2 separate regions of the Homo sapiens genome follow, and region 1 is linked to region 2. The links are chromatin loops, found by intact Hi-C in ENCODE. Cell type or tissue: endothelial cell of umbilical vein. All regions are shown on one strand.

What was found. Hi-C counts contacts between places; a loop is a spot of excess contacts. Peaks named below come from ENCODE experiments on the same cell type or tissue, not always from the same donor. Only the 100,000 strongest peaks of a DNase experiment are listed, where the experiment ranks them.
Region 1: it touches region 2 in a loop (12-fold over the local background); 5 of 110 quality-filtered maps call a loop at or near these places.

The regions. Positions count from the first base shown.
Region 1 is chr6:152,335,497-152,343,496 of GRCh38, reverse strand. SYNE1 (spectrin repeat containing nuclear envelope protein 1) reads left to right here. Exons shown (of 146, transcript NM_182961.4): 75 at 4,131-4,256; 76 at 6,480-6,656. Among named protein-coding and RNA genes, the nearest start is that of SYNE1-AS1, 41 kb to the left of the region's middle. RefSeq lists a silencer at 4,741-4,870. In endothelial cell of umbilical vein, a CTCF peak has its summit at 4,764; a DNase peak (open chromatin) is centred at 4,766.
Region 2 is chr6:151,672,813-151,680,812 of GRCh38, reverse strand. It overlaps a transcript of ESR1 not described here. Among named protein-coding and RNA genes, the nearest start is that of ESR1, 130 kb to the left of the region's middle. RefSeq lists an enhancer at 4,748-4,797. In endothelial cell of umbilical vein, a CTCF peak has its summit at 4,904 (motif pointing left); a DNase peak (open chromatin) is centred at 4,892.

The DNA of each region.
Region 1 (8,000 bases), 660 kb before region 2:
AAACTATTAAAAAGAAAAAAAAAAAAGAAAGAGAATGGGGCCGGGCATAGTGGCTCATGCCTGTAATCCCAACACTTTGAGAGGCCAAGGCGGGCCGACCACACAGTTTCAAGAGTGCAAGACCATCCTGGCCAACATGGTGAAACCTCATCTCTACTAAAAATACACAAATTAGCTGGGCATGGTGGCAGGCGCCTGTAATCCTAGCTATTCAGGAAGCTGAAGCACGAAAATTGCTTGAACCTGGGAGGTGGAGGCGGAGGTTGCAGTGAGCCAAGATTGCGCCACTGCACTCCAGCCTGGGCACCAGAGTGAGACTCTGTCTCAAAAAAAAAAAAAAGAAAAGAAAACGAAAGAAAGAGAATGGGCACTGTAACCAAAGATTAATTCTAATATTTATTCTGTTGGGGGACCATGGGTAAGTCGCTTAATTTCTCCAAGCCTTCGAGATAGTTTCCTACTATCAAAAGTGACATTTATAAGTATACTTACTTCTAAAAGTTATAATGAAATGCAAATATCACACTACAGATAAACGTGATTTATAAACAGAAAAGTAATACTAGCTTCTTGCATAGTTTTGGGGCAAAAACAAGGTGCTTCATAGATAATTATTGAATGGATGATGAATGAAATGTTAGTTTTTATCATGTGAAGGGAATTCTATTCCATATTAATTTGACATCCACATGCTGAAAATGTTATTGCTGAGACTTAATCAGAATATGTGGGAAATATTTTTTTTAAACTTTTGTACTAAGCAGCTTTTGTATGCAGTGTTGACTCCGTGGGAAAATATTTTAGAGGAATTTAGTTATAAAGGTTATTGCTGCCAGATACGAATTAACAGTATTTAATAATTTAATTTTTTAGCACAAATTAGAATAGCATAATGTATTTGATCACTGAGTCCACATAAAGAATGTGTCTAGTTAATTTGTCCCCCGAAGTATACTTTCTAAAGGCTAAAATGATTTACATTGTCATTCAATGGTTCACAAAAGTGTTCATATTTTACTTTATAAGAATAGAATCAGGACAAATGAAACATAGTTCTCCTTGAATCAAGAAAAATGAATTAAAGACTGCCTATATTCTACTTTTTTATTAGACTGTGAGTTTCCTTGACCCACAAGCCACCTTGTCTTGTGGCTGTTTGTTTCCAATGCACTTTATTCAGAACAATTCAGACCAACACTTAATCTTTCTCCTCTGTTACCAAAAAAGAAATAAAAGAGATAAAGGGAGAAGAAAGTATTAATGGCAGTGATGTTTTGCTAGAGCAGGAAGAGATTTCCTACACATACCAGAGTAAGCCGTGGTCACAGGAGGATACTGATCCTTCTTCCAGATTACGTGACTGTATGGTTCCTTGTTTCTGCCTCTTTCACATGTCTCTCAAAATGGTCTTTGGAAGTAGCCAGAGAAGGGAGTTCGAGGTGGTGGAGACACTTGGACTACAGTCACTCTGAGGAGGAAAGGTTTTTTATTTTGTTCCCTTTTTTTATTTTTTATTTTTTGTTGTTATTTCTTTTGTTTTAGTTTTTCCCTTGGCAAGTGCAATAAGTCCTCACTTAATTCCATCGGTAGGTCTTAGAAACTGAAACTGTAAGCAAAACCATGTACAGCAGGTCCTCAAATAATGTCATGTCCTTCAATATGCAGCTTTGTTATAGCATTGATGAGAACAAAAGTTGTTTCATTATACAACTTCCTGCTTAAAGAAGTCACGGTTTCCAAGAATCTGCTGACGACATTAAATGAGGACTTACTGTGTTCATGTAAAATTGACCAGGCCCTTAGTGGCTGGTGAGCTTGGATATGTGACTGGAGAATCCGCTTACAATGGGCATGGTACCAAGATGCAGTGTGTATCCCCAACACCACCCGTCTAGTAAACCCAATAAACCCTCAATACATATGTGAAGATAATACACTCCCCGCTGCCACAAGAAAATGGCACATGGATTCGATTCCGTTCAGAGTGCTATATGTTTTTAGAAGGCATAAAATGTGAACTTTAGGGAATGGGAAAAAGTACTATAAGATTTTTCTGTAAAGTTGATTTTAGCAAACATCGTTTGCAGCTGTGTGGTCACTAACACTCTATATGCTGCTTCCAGTGCTTTCGGAATCAGATCAACTATATAAATCATACCATCATTCCTTTCAATTAAATATGTTCATAAAATACAAATTCTGACAACTTATTCTCTTCTCATATCCAAAAGTTGTTTGAGACAAATAACTTTCTCTGGGTCATAGGTGCATGATGTGGTACTTGTGCACAGTGGCTGATGACTCACAATACCATAGTTCGCTTGTACATTCAATTGAAAAGGTGCTACTCCTGACTTAATGGGAAATTGATCTGTGTTTATTATATCCACAGGAACACAGCATGTCTAGGTAATCCACACAGTGCAGAGGAAAAATACTCAGATTGGAGTCACAAAATCAGGCACCATGATTGACTCTATGATTTGGGAAAATCCTGGAAGTCAACTTTATCCCTGCAACTTGTAGTCAATACTGCCTTCCTTATTTATCCCTATTTATGTAGTAATCAAGAACCACTTCTTACTACCTCAGCCACCACCCCCTGTCAGGCCATCTTCATGGTTCATCTGATCCCTGCAGTAGCCTAACACCTGGACACCATAGCTGCCTGCCACCCCTGTGGCAAGCCGTTCTCCACGTGATGTTCGGAGGGAGTCTTTGAAAGCCTGTTTCAGATCATGATGCTCCCGATATTTTCCCATCACACTTAAATTCCAACTTTCTTACCACGGCTTATGAACAGGCTGATTATAGAATTTGTTTTCTCAAATGGAACCTTCTTGATAAGACAGAGTCTGCTTTACATAATCCAATGGGACTAGCGCAGTGGTTCACAACTGGGGTGGAGGAGATGGTGACTTTGCTCCTACAAGGGACATTTGGCACTGTCTGAACACGTTGTTGGTTGTTACAACTGGGAGTGGTGGGGACACTGCTGGCATTAAGTGGGTAGACGCGAAGGATGCTGCTGACGTTCTAGCAAGCTATAAGTCAGCCCCACAACAAAGAATTATTTGGAGTCAACTGTCAATAGTTCTGAGTTGAGAAACTCTAGACTAGAGACAAAACCCAGCAAATTGGGATGTATGGTCAGCTCTCCTTGTAAGGGGCTCCATGACTTGCCCCCGCCCACCCTCCGACCTCTGCTCACACCTGATTCACTCTGCTCCAGCCTCAGGGCTTTGCATTTGCTGTCTCTCTACCCACCACATCCACCTGCCTGGAATGTTCTTACCTTATGCCATGCCATGCATTCAGGTCGTTTCCTCAGAGGGGCCTGGGAGATACACTGTCCCTGAAGTGGCAGTCCTTCTTCCTCATACGCTATCTGCTTAGCACCTTGATTTTCCCACATGATATTTAAAACTACTAAACATCCCAGTGCAAGTTTGTTTATTTATATATTATTTATCTCCTTCCTAAGAATGTCAACTCCCTGGGAGCAAGGGTTTTGCTTTATGGGCTGCTCTATGCCCAGTATCTAAAATGGAGCCTGAGTAGAATCTGCGCATCTGCAAAGAAACACATTTCTTTGTTTCTATAAATAGATTAAAGATCCACCTGGAGAAGCCTTTCTTGGGCTTGTGGAAAGAGAATAATACAAGATGAATCTCCTGCAAAGTAAAGAAGCCCAGACATCTGTGTTTTAACCTCACTCCAATGAAACCTACCAACTCACGGACCTTTGCCTTCTGTCTCTAAGATATGCAAAAGCATGTTAAGAGGCAGGACAGCGTAGGCTACAAATTCTTTCTCTGGAATGGAAAATAAGCTGGCATGTGAGCAAATAATCTGGAAAGATTATAGAAGTTTCTTGCGTTTTCCCCTTTCCCAGACCATACAGAATACTTTACTTACAAGGAGAAGCAAATGGTGGACAAATAAATCCCCATTGGTGATTTAAATTTTTTCCTGTGAGTCACTAATATATGTCACTTGAACACAATGGTGAAAACACTGAGCATAGCAAGACTATTTTTGAAATGTCAACAGAATATTCCAAATGATACAAGTATTTGCTATCTAAATAGCTGATGCATCTCTTTCACTCTGATAACTGCCTTTTCCAGGTCAAACACTTCAGAGCTTTGCAAGAGCAGGCAAGGACCTACCTAGATCTCCTTTGCTCCATGTGTGACCTGTCAAATGCTTCGGTGAAAACCACAGCAAAAGACATTCAACAAACAGAGCAAACGGTAAGAAAATGAAAAATCACATTGAATTTGTTTGTTTTATTATATTCTCTTGCTTGAATGTTTCATGTGAGATTGAAAGAAAATAGCTCTTGGCTTGTTCTTGCTGTATGTAATGGTTCTACAGCCATTATAATAAATAGATATTTGAATTTCAGCTAACTCATAGAAAATTAAGCACATCCTGACATTGATGACATCAGATTGGGACTGAATCACTTAGTCCCATTCATTCGCTGCCCATTAGAACCTTTCTTTTTTCTCCTCCTTAATGACCATTCTCTCAATTTTCCTATCTTGCCACACCTTTTTTTGTTCTTTTCTCCTTTTCCACCTTTTTCTTTAGGCAATACTTAATATGAAAGGGGCTCTTGACCCTTTCTTTATTATATCAAGGATGTCAAAGAGCATGCCATCTGTCACAATCCTTCTAGTTCATTGGTAAAGTGTGGTGTTCAGAAGGATTTTGAAACTGTCTGGGCTATGATGAGCTAGCAGTACCGGCCCACACAGACAGATGGCAGCACTGGAGGCGTATTTTCCCGGCTGCTGCCACTGCAGCCTTAAACTCTTCCATGAAACACATTTGGGTTTGTTTGCTCGTTTGTTTGTTTGTTTGTTTCTTTATTTTGAGACACTCTGCCAACCAGTCTGGAGTGCAGTGGCGTTATCATCACTGACTGAAGCCTCAACCTCCTGGGCTCAGGTGATCCTCCCACCTCCGCCTCCCAATAGCTGGGACTATAGGCACACACCATCACACCCAGCTAATTTTTATACTTTTTGTAGAGACAGGGCTTCGCTGTGTTTCCCAGGCTGGTCTCGAACTCCTGGGCTCAAGCAATCCTCCCTCCTTGGCCTACCAAAGTGCTGGGATTACAGGCATGAGCCACCACGCCTGGCCCACACTTGAGTTTAAAAGAAAAATAAGACTTAGTTTTGGTATTTAATTTATTAAATATTCACAGAACAGTAAAATGATTCACAGGAAAAAAATGTCAAAATAATAAGGTTTTTCTCTTTAATATTATCAAATCTGTTTTTAAATCCTTACAAAAGACGATGTAACCCATTTATTTTATTTTATTTTATTTTGGAGAAAGAGTCTCACTCTGTTTCCCAGGCCGGAGCACAGTGGCGCAATTTTGGCTCACTGCAACCTCCGCCTCCCACATTCAAGCAATTCTTGTGCCTCAACCTCCCGAGTAGCTGGGACTACAGGCACACACCACCATGCCTGGCTACTTTTTGGTATTTTAGTAGAGAAAGGGTTTCACTGTGTTGCCCAGGTGGGTCTCGAATTCCTGAGCTCAGGCAATCCACCTGACTTGGCCTCCCAAAGTGCTAGGATTACAGACACGAGCCACCATTCCCAGCCAATGTAACCCATTTATTTTTACAGAAATGATTTATTGAAACAAATTACACAGCTTCAAAAACCAGTGAAGCAGATCAAAGACATATCCAAAACATTAATAATTCAGCATGTTGTAAGACAGATGAACAAATGTGCAACAGAGAATAACAGAAGTCTTTTCTAGTTAACCTTAACACCAAATTCATGAGTCATACAGATGAATCTACTGAAATGCCCAATGGGAAAAACCATCAGAGCAGCTTTAGACCTAATACATTGATAAAACTTATTAGAGTTTCGCTGGGCGCAGTGGCTCACTCCTGTAATCCCAGCACTTTGGGAGGCCAAGGCGGGCGTATTATCTGAGGTTGGGAGTTCGAGACCAGCCTGACCAACGTAGAGAAACCCTGTCTCTACTAAAAATACAAAATTAGTTGGGTGTGACGGCGCAAGCCTGTAATCCCAGCTACTCAGGAGGCTGAGGCAGGAGAATCACTTGAACCCGGGAGGCAGAGATTGCTGTGAGCCGAGATCGTGCCATTGCACTCCAGCCTGGGCAACAAGAGCGAAACTCTGTCTCAAAAAAAAAAAAAAATTATTAGAGTTTCACAACACTGATTAAAACCATATAGCATAACTTGTAGACATTTAAAGTCTTTAGGAACCCTACATTTTTTTAAAAAAAATCTGCTTTTCCTGAAGCAAATAAAGAAGTACTTTTTAAATTTATGTATTTGTGTGTGTGAGTTTGCGTGTGTATGTGTGTGTCAAATGAGTGCACAGGCCAGCTGGAAAGTTCCATCTCTGATTCATTAACCATAAATGTTTCCATGTATGGTTGCTAACTTTTATCTCTGTGTTTTCTCAAGATTGAACAAAAGCTTGTCCAGGCCCAGAACTTAACTCAGGGCTGGGAAGAGATCAAGCACCTGAAGTCTGAGCTCTGGATTTACCTGCAAGATGCTGATCAGCAACTGCAGAACATGAAGAGGAGGCACTCTGAGCTGGAGCTGAACATTGCACAGAACATGGTTTCACAAGTTAAGGTGGGAATTAATTTGCCCCCAAGGGAGATAAAAGAGGCCAACAGAGTAGAAAACCTGAAATGTGTTCAGTGTATTCACTTCAATATGCCTGAGTGTCTGTCAATCCTTAGACATTAATACAACTCTTTAAGGCAGAGGTCCCCAAGCCCCAGGTTATGGACAAGCACAAGTCCATGTCCTGTTAGGAACCTGGCCGCACAGTGGGAGGCGAGCAAGCATTAATGCCTGAACTCCACCTCCTGTCAGATCAGAGGCCACATCAGATTCTCATAGGAGTGCAAACCCTACTGTGAACTGCGCATGCAAGGGATCTAGGTTGCATGCTCCTTATGATAATCTAACTAATATCTGATGATTTGAGGTGGAACAGCTTCATCCTGAAACCATCCCCCTCCAGCCCCATTCACGGAAAAATTGTTTTCCACAAAACCCATCCCAGGTGCCAAAAAGTTTGGGGACCGCTGCTTTAAGGAATAGCAAATCTGAACAAACATCATTTGGTGCCAGGGAAAACAGATTATAAAGTAGACATTCAAATATATTACTGAAGCTTCAGATGGCCACTTTCATCAGAAGACATTCATACTCTACATTATTCCTGAGAAAAGCAGGTGTGATTTAGTCTACAGAGTAGACTGCTTAGTCAGAAAACTCTGTGACTAAGCAAACATGGAACATTATTCTTTTTTTAGATTTTCATCACCATATTATGCTAAAACTGTAGGACTGTAAGCTTATCAATTCATTAGTTATATATTTGAGCTATATGTAATTAATTTAAAGTATAATATAAATGCAGTTTGTATTACATATTTATATATAATTTAAATAATTTAAAATATATAGGAAATTGTGGCCGGGTGTGGTGGCTCATGCCTGTAATCCCAGCACTTTGGGAAGCTGAGGTGGGCAGATCACTTGAGGCCAGGAGTTTGAGACCAGGCTGGCCAACATGGTGAGACCACATCTCTATTAAAAATACAAAAATTAGCCTTGCGTGGCACATGCCTATAATCTCAGCTACTTGGGAGGCTGAGGCACGAGAATCATTTGAACTTGGGAGGCGGAGGTTGCAGTGAGCCATGATCATGCCACTGCACTCCAGCCTGGGCCACAGAGTGAGACTCTGTCTCAAAAAAAAGGGAAAAAAGAAAATTATAAGTGTATTAACTTAATTGGAAGTTGGGTCAGATTTTAAATAAACTTAAAGATGTTTTTTCTCTGTGATTATGAGTCAATAATAATATATTGTCTACTGGAGTGCTGTTTGCAAGTACAGAGAAAAAAGAGAATAGGGATCGGGATAATAAGATTTATTTTTTCTCAGAAGCATGAACTCTTTTT
Region 2 (8,000 bases):
CAGGCATTGTTGTAGGTGTTAGGAACATAGCTGTAAACAAAAGAGACAAAGATCCCTGACCTCCTGAAGCTTATATTCTAGTGGAACAAGGGAGGAGGCCAACTATTACGGACTGAAAGATTTGTGTCCCCCCAAAATCCATATGCTGAAATCCAAACCCCCAATATGATGGCGACAGGAAGTGGGGCCTTTGGAAGGTGATTAGGTTGTGAGGTCAGGGCCTTGTGATGGGATTAGTGCTCTCATAAAAGAAACAAAAGAGCTCTTTGATCTCTTTCTGCTACATGAGGACACAGGGAGAAGGTGGCCATCTGGCCGGGCATGGTGGCTCACGACCCCCCAGCATTTTGGGAGGTCGAGGTAGGTGGATCACTTGAGGTCAGGAGTTCAAGACCAGCCTGGCCAACATGGCAAAACCCCGTCTCTACTAAAAATATAAAAATTAGCTGGGCGTGGTGGTGTGCACCTGTAGTCCCAGCTACTCGGGAGGCTGAGGCAGGAGACTCACTTGAACCTGGAAGGTGGAGATTGCAATGAGTCGAGATGGCACCACTGCATTCCAGCCTGGGTGACAGAGCGAGACTCCAACTCAAAAAAAAAAAAAAAAAGAGAAAAGAAAAAAAGCAAGGTGGCTGTCTGCACCTGGAAGAGGCCCTCACCAGAACCAGACCATGCTGGCACCCTGATCTCAGATTTCCACCCTCCAGAACTGTGGGAAATAAATGTCTGATTTTAAGCCACCCAGTTTATGGTATCTGTTGAAGCAGCCGAGCTAACCAATAAATAAAATATATATAGAAAGAAAGTCAGATGGTGACAGTGCTAAGGCGATGATTAAGCAGGGATTAGAGATGGGGAGTACAAGGGTAGGGACTGGACTTATAAGCCAGGTGATCAGACAGGGTGACTGAGAAGCTGATATTGAGCAGCTACCTGAAGACTCAGAGGAAACAAGTAGCTAACTGCTGGAAGAGCATTCTGGACATAAACAGCTCAGAACAGTAGCAAGAGCAAAGACCGGAGTGTCCCAGGCACAGCTGCAGTCACAAAAAGGACACTAGTGCAGTCAAATTGGCACCAGCAAAGGGCAGAGTTAGGAGAGGAGGTGGTAGAGGTAACAGGAATGCTAAGGTGTGTGGGGCCTCATGGGCCAGCCAAAAGGGGTTGGCTTTTACTTTCAAAGCTAAGGAGAGCTCTTGGGAGGCTGAGGCAGGCAGATCGCCTGAGGTCGGGAATTTGAGAGTAGCCTGGCCTGGCCGACATGGTGAAACCCTGTCTCTACTAAAAATACAAAAATTAGCTGGGTGTGGTGGAAGGCGCCTGTAGTCCCAGCTACTTGGGAGGCTGAGGCAGGAGATTTGCTCGAACCTGGGAGACGGAGGTTGCGGTGAGCCGAGATTGCGCCACCACACACCAGCCTGGGTGACGGAGCAAGAATTCATCTCAAAAATAAATAAATAAAGCTAACGGGAGTTCAATAAGGGCCTTTTAGGCCATGTTAAGAGAAGAAAACAGGCCACATGTGGGACACGTGGCATCCTTGAGTCACACGGGGGAGGAGTTGGCTCTGAGGCATTGCCTTGGAGATATGAAACAGATGTGTCACCCACATTCAAGAAACAATTTTTCCACAACTGGGTCAGGACCTTTGGTAAGAAAAAGACCACTGCAATTTTAATAAAGGCAATTCATACTTCTGTTTAATGCCACTTCATGTTCCTGGAGTTCAACTAAAGAAAAATACTTTTTTTGAATGTCAAGAAGGGTCAGATAGCATGGGACCAGGCCAGAAGAGGAGGCCTACTGAGAGTTTATAAAACCCAGTGGTGGCTGGGTGTGGTGGCTCATGCCTGTAATTCCAGCACTTTGGGAGGCCGAGGCGGGTGGATCACAAGGTCAGGAGATCAAGACCATCCTGGTCAACAGTGTGAAACCCTGTCTCTACTAAAAATGCAAAAATTAGCCAGGAGTGGTGGCATGCACCTGTGGTCCCAGCTGCTCTGGAGGCTGAGGCAGGGGAATCGCTTGAACCCAGGAGGTGGAGGTTGCAGTGAGCTGAGATTGCGCCACTGTACTCCAGCCCAGGCAACGGAGTAAGACTCCATCTCAGAAAAAAAAAAAAAAACCAGTGGTTTGTATTGAGCCCAGACAGGTGTCTGATCCTAGGCTAGGACTCCTTCCCCGGAAACACTTCCAGAAGCATTTTTCTGTTGGTTATCAGTGGTTCCCAACTTGGCTTTGCAGCTACGGAGACTTTACAAATATCCATGCCGAACCCACACCCACAGATGTTCCGATTTTTGGGGAGAGACTCAGGCATCAACTTTTTTTTTTTTTTTTAATATGGAGTCTCGCTTTGTTGCCCAGGCTGGAGTGCAGTGGCACAATCTCGGTTGAGTGCAACCTCTGCCTCCCGGGTTCAAGAGATTTGCCTGCCTCAGCCTCCCAAGTAGCTGGGATTATAGGCGTGTACCACCACACCTGGCTAATTTTTGTATTTTTAGTAGAGACAGGGTTTCACCATGTTGGCCCGGCTGGTCTCGTACTCCTGACCTCAAGTGATCCACCTGCCTCAGCTTCCCAAAGTGCTGGGATTATAGGCATGAGCCACTGTGCCCAGTCGGCATCAATGTATTTTTTTTAATTCTCCAGGTGATTCTCATGTGCAAGGAGAATTGAAAAGCACTAGGTTGGATTCATCTTTTTTACCACTTCTATCCATCTGTTCCACGCAACACCATACATGTGCCTCACACACCTATAATCAAACCAAACCATGACAGCCAATTGCTCAGGCCACCATGTGTATACACTTGCTTCCTGCTTCTTTCATTACGTTTTATTAATTTTTTTACAAATGTAACATGTTTAACAGTACCACCTAAGAGAATGTGTGAGTTTTCATGAGTAAAGAAGTATAACCCCTGAGAAGCAGTTTCAGCATTTGAGAAAATAAATCTGAAACAATACAATCTTCCAAATTTATACCAAACCCTCCTCCCTTTGCAAACTCTGCTTCCCAGGGCGACTCTATTATTGACAATGTGGGCAAAGGGGTAAACAGGAAAAAAAGCCGTGTTCATTTCAAGCCACTAAGAAGCACAGGCCAAAGGAAAAATAAAATCAATCAACCTTTGCCAAGTGGCAAAGAACAAACCAGTGGGGACTGGAGTCCTATAGTCAGCTTTTTAAAGAGTATTATGAACAATAGGGAACAAATGCTGCGTAATCACTCAAAAGATTTACAAACAATGCGACAGAACAATGCAAACTGAGTGAATACTACTGGGTGGATGTTTACTCCGCCAAGAAAAACCGGACACCCTAAGCCTCACTAATAAAAGGCTCTGTGTGTACATTCATTCACAGTGACCCTCTCACCCAGAGAACCATGGGCCTGTCAGTAACATTCTCTCTTCTTGCCTTAAAAATCATTTGGAGATATTGTCATCAAGCACATTAATTCCCATTTTACAGAAAGGGAAATAAAGGCAGGAAGAGGTAAATTAATGTGATCAACAAAGTGGCGGTCAAGCTGCCCCAGGCATAGCTAAGAGTAGAAACCTATCGTTACTGGTGTCATCTCTAACCACAAATTTTCTATCCACTTTCTCAAGAAAATCAGAGTCTTAGTTTGATGTTCTAAAGCCTAACTCAAATTTTTCTTCTTGCTCAGCTTGGTACCTGTAGTTGCAGCTACTGGAGAGGCTGAGGCAGGAGGATCCCTTCAGTTCAGGAGTTTGAGATCAGCCTGGATGACAGAGTGAGACCCTCATCTTTATGGATATATATGTATAAAGAACAAATTTTTCTTCTTTTCCAAAACCTCTTTTGGGTATTCTCCCTTTGTCTTTCTTTCTCCATACTCTGTCTCCATCTCCAAACTGCGTTACACAGTTTGAACATGTTATAGTTAGCTCTCAGGGACCATCCAAACACAGCTTTTTCTTCTGCTAGGATTTTGGTGAATATATGTGTCTTGAGATAAGCAGCCATCTGCTAGGACTTGTTGATGTTCTTTATCAGATAGCAGTTTCTCTGGTGAGGCAGCTTCCGCGAGTGGGAAGGGGTAGATGGAGACAGGGTGCAGATAAGGGATCTCCAGGATGCCTTCCCATGAGGGGTGCTAAATGCAGCGAGTGAGGGTGCCAAGTCTGGGGAAGGAAGGCTGCCCATGTGTTGGGTCTGCTAATTAGCACCATTTGAAAATAATTATGACAAGACCACACAGGGAGAGCATGATATTTCAAGCGTAGCCGACCATTAAGTAAACAGGAGCACTGAACTATATTTCCTTGGTGATTGTGAAAAATCTCCGAAAAGATGGACAGAGGCTGCTGAGGACCTTAGTCCTTTGCAGGAACCAGAAGGAAAAGCCCAGGCAATGCTTCACTACCACACTCTGATTGCTACCAAATTGTTGAGTGTTCTCCATTCATTTCAGTATTTGTTCATAAAACAGGAACTTTCATTATTAATAGCTCAGGAGAGAGAGATGGCTGGTGTCTCTCACATCCCTGTCCCTTCATAGCCCTTGGAAGACCAAACAGAACCAAGTATGGACCTGGCTCACCGAGTTGGGAAGGTACTGGAAGGGGCACTAGTGAAGCAGGCTGGCCTCCTTCGGGCACCTCCTGTCTGCCCACCCAACCTCTCCTCCCTGTGACCCCTGCACCTTTGCTCTTTGACTTACACCAGTTCTTTGTCCTACTTCCATTCTGGCTTGCTCTGCAGTCTCATCTTTATGGTGTTTCTAACTCTCTTGCTTTCCTCCCTTCTCAGATGCAGTCCAAACCTTGACTCTACCTCGTAACTCATTACCACCTCCACCTGTGCCTTGGAATCTGCAGGCAGGTGCTGGCCTTCCCTTCTGGAGACCACAGCCAGCTCTCTGCTGCCCCCACCTGGTCCATAGCAGAACCTGCAGACGGTAACCTGGCAAATTGGTCCTTAAATCTATGGCGGCTTCACCAGTTTCCGGCATCAATTCGAATTTTGCTAATTTTGTTTCACCATAGCCTGGCTTGACTTACGGGTCTCAAACAATGCTTAATGTTTAATGGCCAAATTATGCTAACAAGCAAATGATCAAACTTAGGGGAAGCACTTTATTTTTTAAGGTAAGTGCAAAACAGTGGTAGCATTGTGATCATTCTGAAAAATCTAGCCTAAAATGATGGCTTTTTTGTTTCTAATCACTAGAACACACTATGTAAGTGTAGAGTTATTCCAAAATGTGACCATTTTTGTAACACTGATTTTTTTTTCATTCCAGTTCAAATTTCCTATAATAGTAGTAACAGACGGTGGGGAGGAGGGGAAGAAGGAGGAAGAGGAGGAAAAGGAGATGACTCAGCTATAGTTCCCCTAACCCTCTTGGTTTATGAAGCAGCTCAGAAACTTATTAGAACAAATTCCAGCATCCGAGACCACTGAGCTAACCATCCAACCACCCACACCCAAAGAAATAGCAAGAACATAAGTTTGGACCTGACCTGCTCAGCTCTCCACCACAAGCCTCTGGCTAGACTCAGGTACACAGTAGACCCTCAGTGAGTACTTAGTGAATAAATCAATGAATACGCACGTAATTAGTAATGTTTTCTAAACCATACATTCACTCAGTGCACTAGAAACACTTGTTATTTTATATAGTCTGGCAATATAACAGCACTTGCTTCTAATATTGTACTCAATAGTACAAGTGCCATTCTCTCTCACCCTTAGTTATTTCTATTAATAACTTCAACTCCATATTATATATTTTTAAATGGCCTAGGAGTGAGAAAAACATTTATTTTCATAAACCATCAAGGAATTCCACTGCTATGATTGAAAAATAAAAGGTCTGAAAATACATGTCTACATTTTTTCACCTTTTGAAAACATAGCATTTCTCAACAGAAATCCAATGCAGTTTTACAAATATTCTCTTGTCCATGAACTTTCACTGACATCCAGAAGGTATAACAGTGGGGCAGGTGAGTTTGGTGGTCTTAGGCAGAATGGAACTGCAACTTAGGTTCAGTGGAAAATGATGCAATTTCCTTGCAAATCAAAACCACAATGAAATACCGTCTCACGCCAGTTAGAATGGCGATCATTAAAAAGTCAGGAAACAACAGATGCTGGAGATGATATGGAGAAATAGGAACACTTTTATACTGTTGGTGGGAGTGTAAATTAGTTCAACAATTGTGGAAGACTCTGTGGCAATTCCTCAAGGATCTAGAACCAGAAACACCATTTGACCCAGCAATCCCATTACTGGGTATATACTAAAAGGATTATAAATTATTCTATAAAGATACATGCACACGCATGTTTATTGCAGCACTATTTACAACAGCAAAGACTTGGAACCAACCCAAATGCCCATCAATGATAGACTGGATAAAGGAAATGTGGCACATATACACCATGGAATACTATGCAACCATAAAAAAGAATGAGTTCCTGTCCTTTGCAGGGACATGAATGAAGCTGGAAACCGTCATTCTCAGCAAACTAACACAGGAACAGAAAACCAACCACTGCATGTTCTCACTCATAAATGGGAGTTGAACAATGAGAACACATGGACACAGGGAGGGGAACATCCCACACCAGGGCCTGTTGGGTGGTGGGGGACAAGGGGAGGGAGAGCATTAGGACAAATACCTAATGCATGCAAGGCTTAAAACCTAGATGACAGGTTGTTGGGTGCGGCAAACAACCATGGCACATGTATACCTATGTAACAAACCTGCACATTCCCCACATGTATCCCAGAACTTAAAGTAAAATTTTAAAAAAAAGAAAATGATGCAATTTCTTTTATAATGGAGAAAAATCACTTGGTTGTAAAGTCCAAATTAAGCACAATGTGGATAGATAGATGTGTAAACACACACAAAATGGCAAAAAGTGATATGGAGTGTCCTTTTTTTCAGTGACAAGCTGAAAGTTTGTACTCCAACCTGGAGTACAATGCCATAATCATGGCTCACTGCAACCTCAATTTCCTGGGCTCAAGTGATCCTCCCACCTCATCCTCCTGAGTAGCTGGCAATACATTTGCACGCTACCACATCCAGCAGTTTTTTAATTTGTTGTTGAGATAGGGTCTCACTATGTTGCCCAAGCTGATCTCAAATTTCTGGCCTTAAGTGATTCTCCCACCTCGGCCTCCCAAAGTGCTGGGATTACAGGCATGAGCCACCATGCCTGGCTTAATTTGGAATTTTTTATAGATTATATTGATAAACTCAAGATTGAGATCTACAGTCTTAGAAAGATAAAACCCAAAGACCCAGGACTACATGATGACAGCAAAATTGTCCACGCTACTTTGAAAAAGAGTCACGTTAATACCAAGGCATTTTGATTAGTTGTGGAAAACCTGACCAAACAAGATAGAGAGATTATGTAATATGAATGGTACACTCTTACAAAGGAGATACAATAATTAATAAAGTGAAGCGTCCAAACGTGAAAACAGCCAAATATATAAGGCAAAAACTATTTAGAAGTCCAAGAACTTGATTAAAATTTAATTATAGTGGGAGACATCAATATATTTCTTTTAGAAGTGAATCAATATTATATTCATTTATCTACATTTGCTGATCATACAGTGATCCTTATGTCTTTCAATTAGAGAATTTTTTTCATCTATCCATCAACCATTTACAAAATTTGATCATGAAGCCGGGCGCCGTGGCTCATGCCTGTAATCCCAGCACTTTTGGAGGCTGAGGCGGGCGGATCACGAGGTCAGAAGATTGAGACCATTCTGGCTAATACGGTGAAACTCTGTACTAAAAATACAAAAAAAAATAGCTGGGCGTGGTGGCGGGGGCCTGTAGTCCCAGCTACTCGGGAGGCTGAGGCAGGAGAATGGCGTGAACCCGGGAGGCAGAGCTTGCAGTGAGCCGAGATCGTGCTACTGGACTCCAGCCTGGGTGACAGAGTGAGACTCCATCTCAAAAAAAAAAAAAAAAAAATTGATCATGAATTTG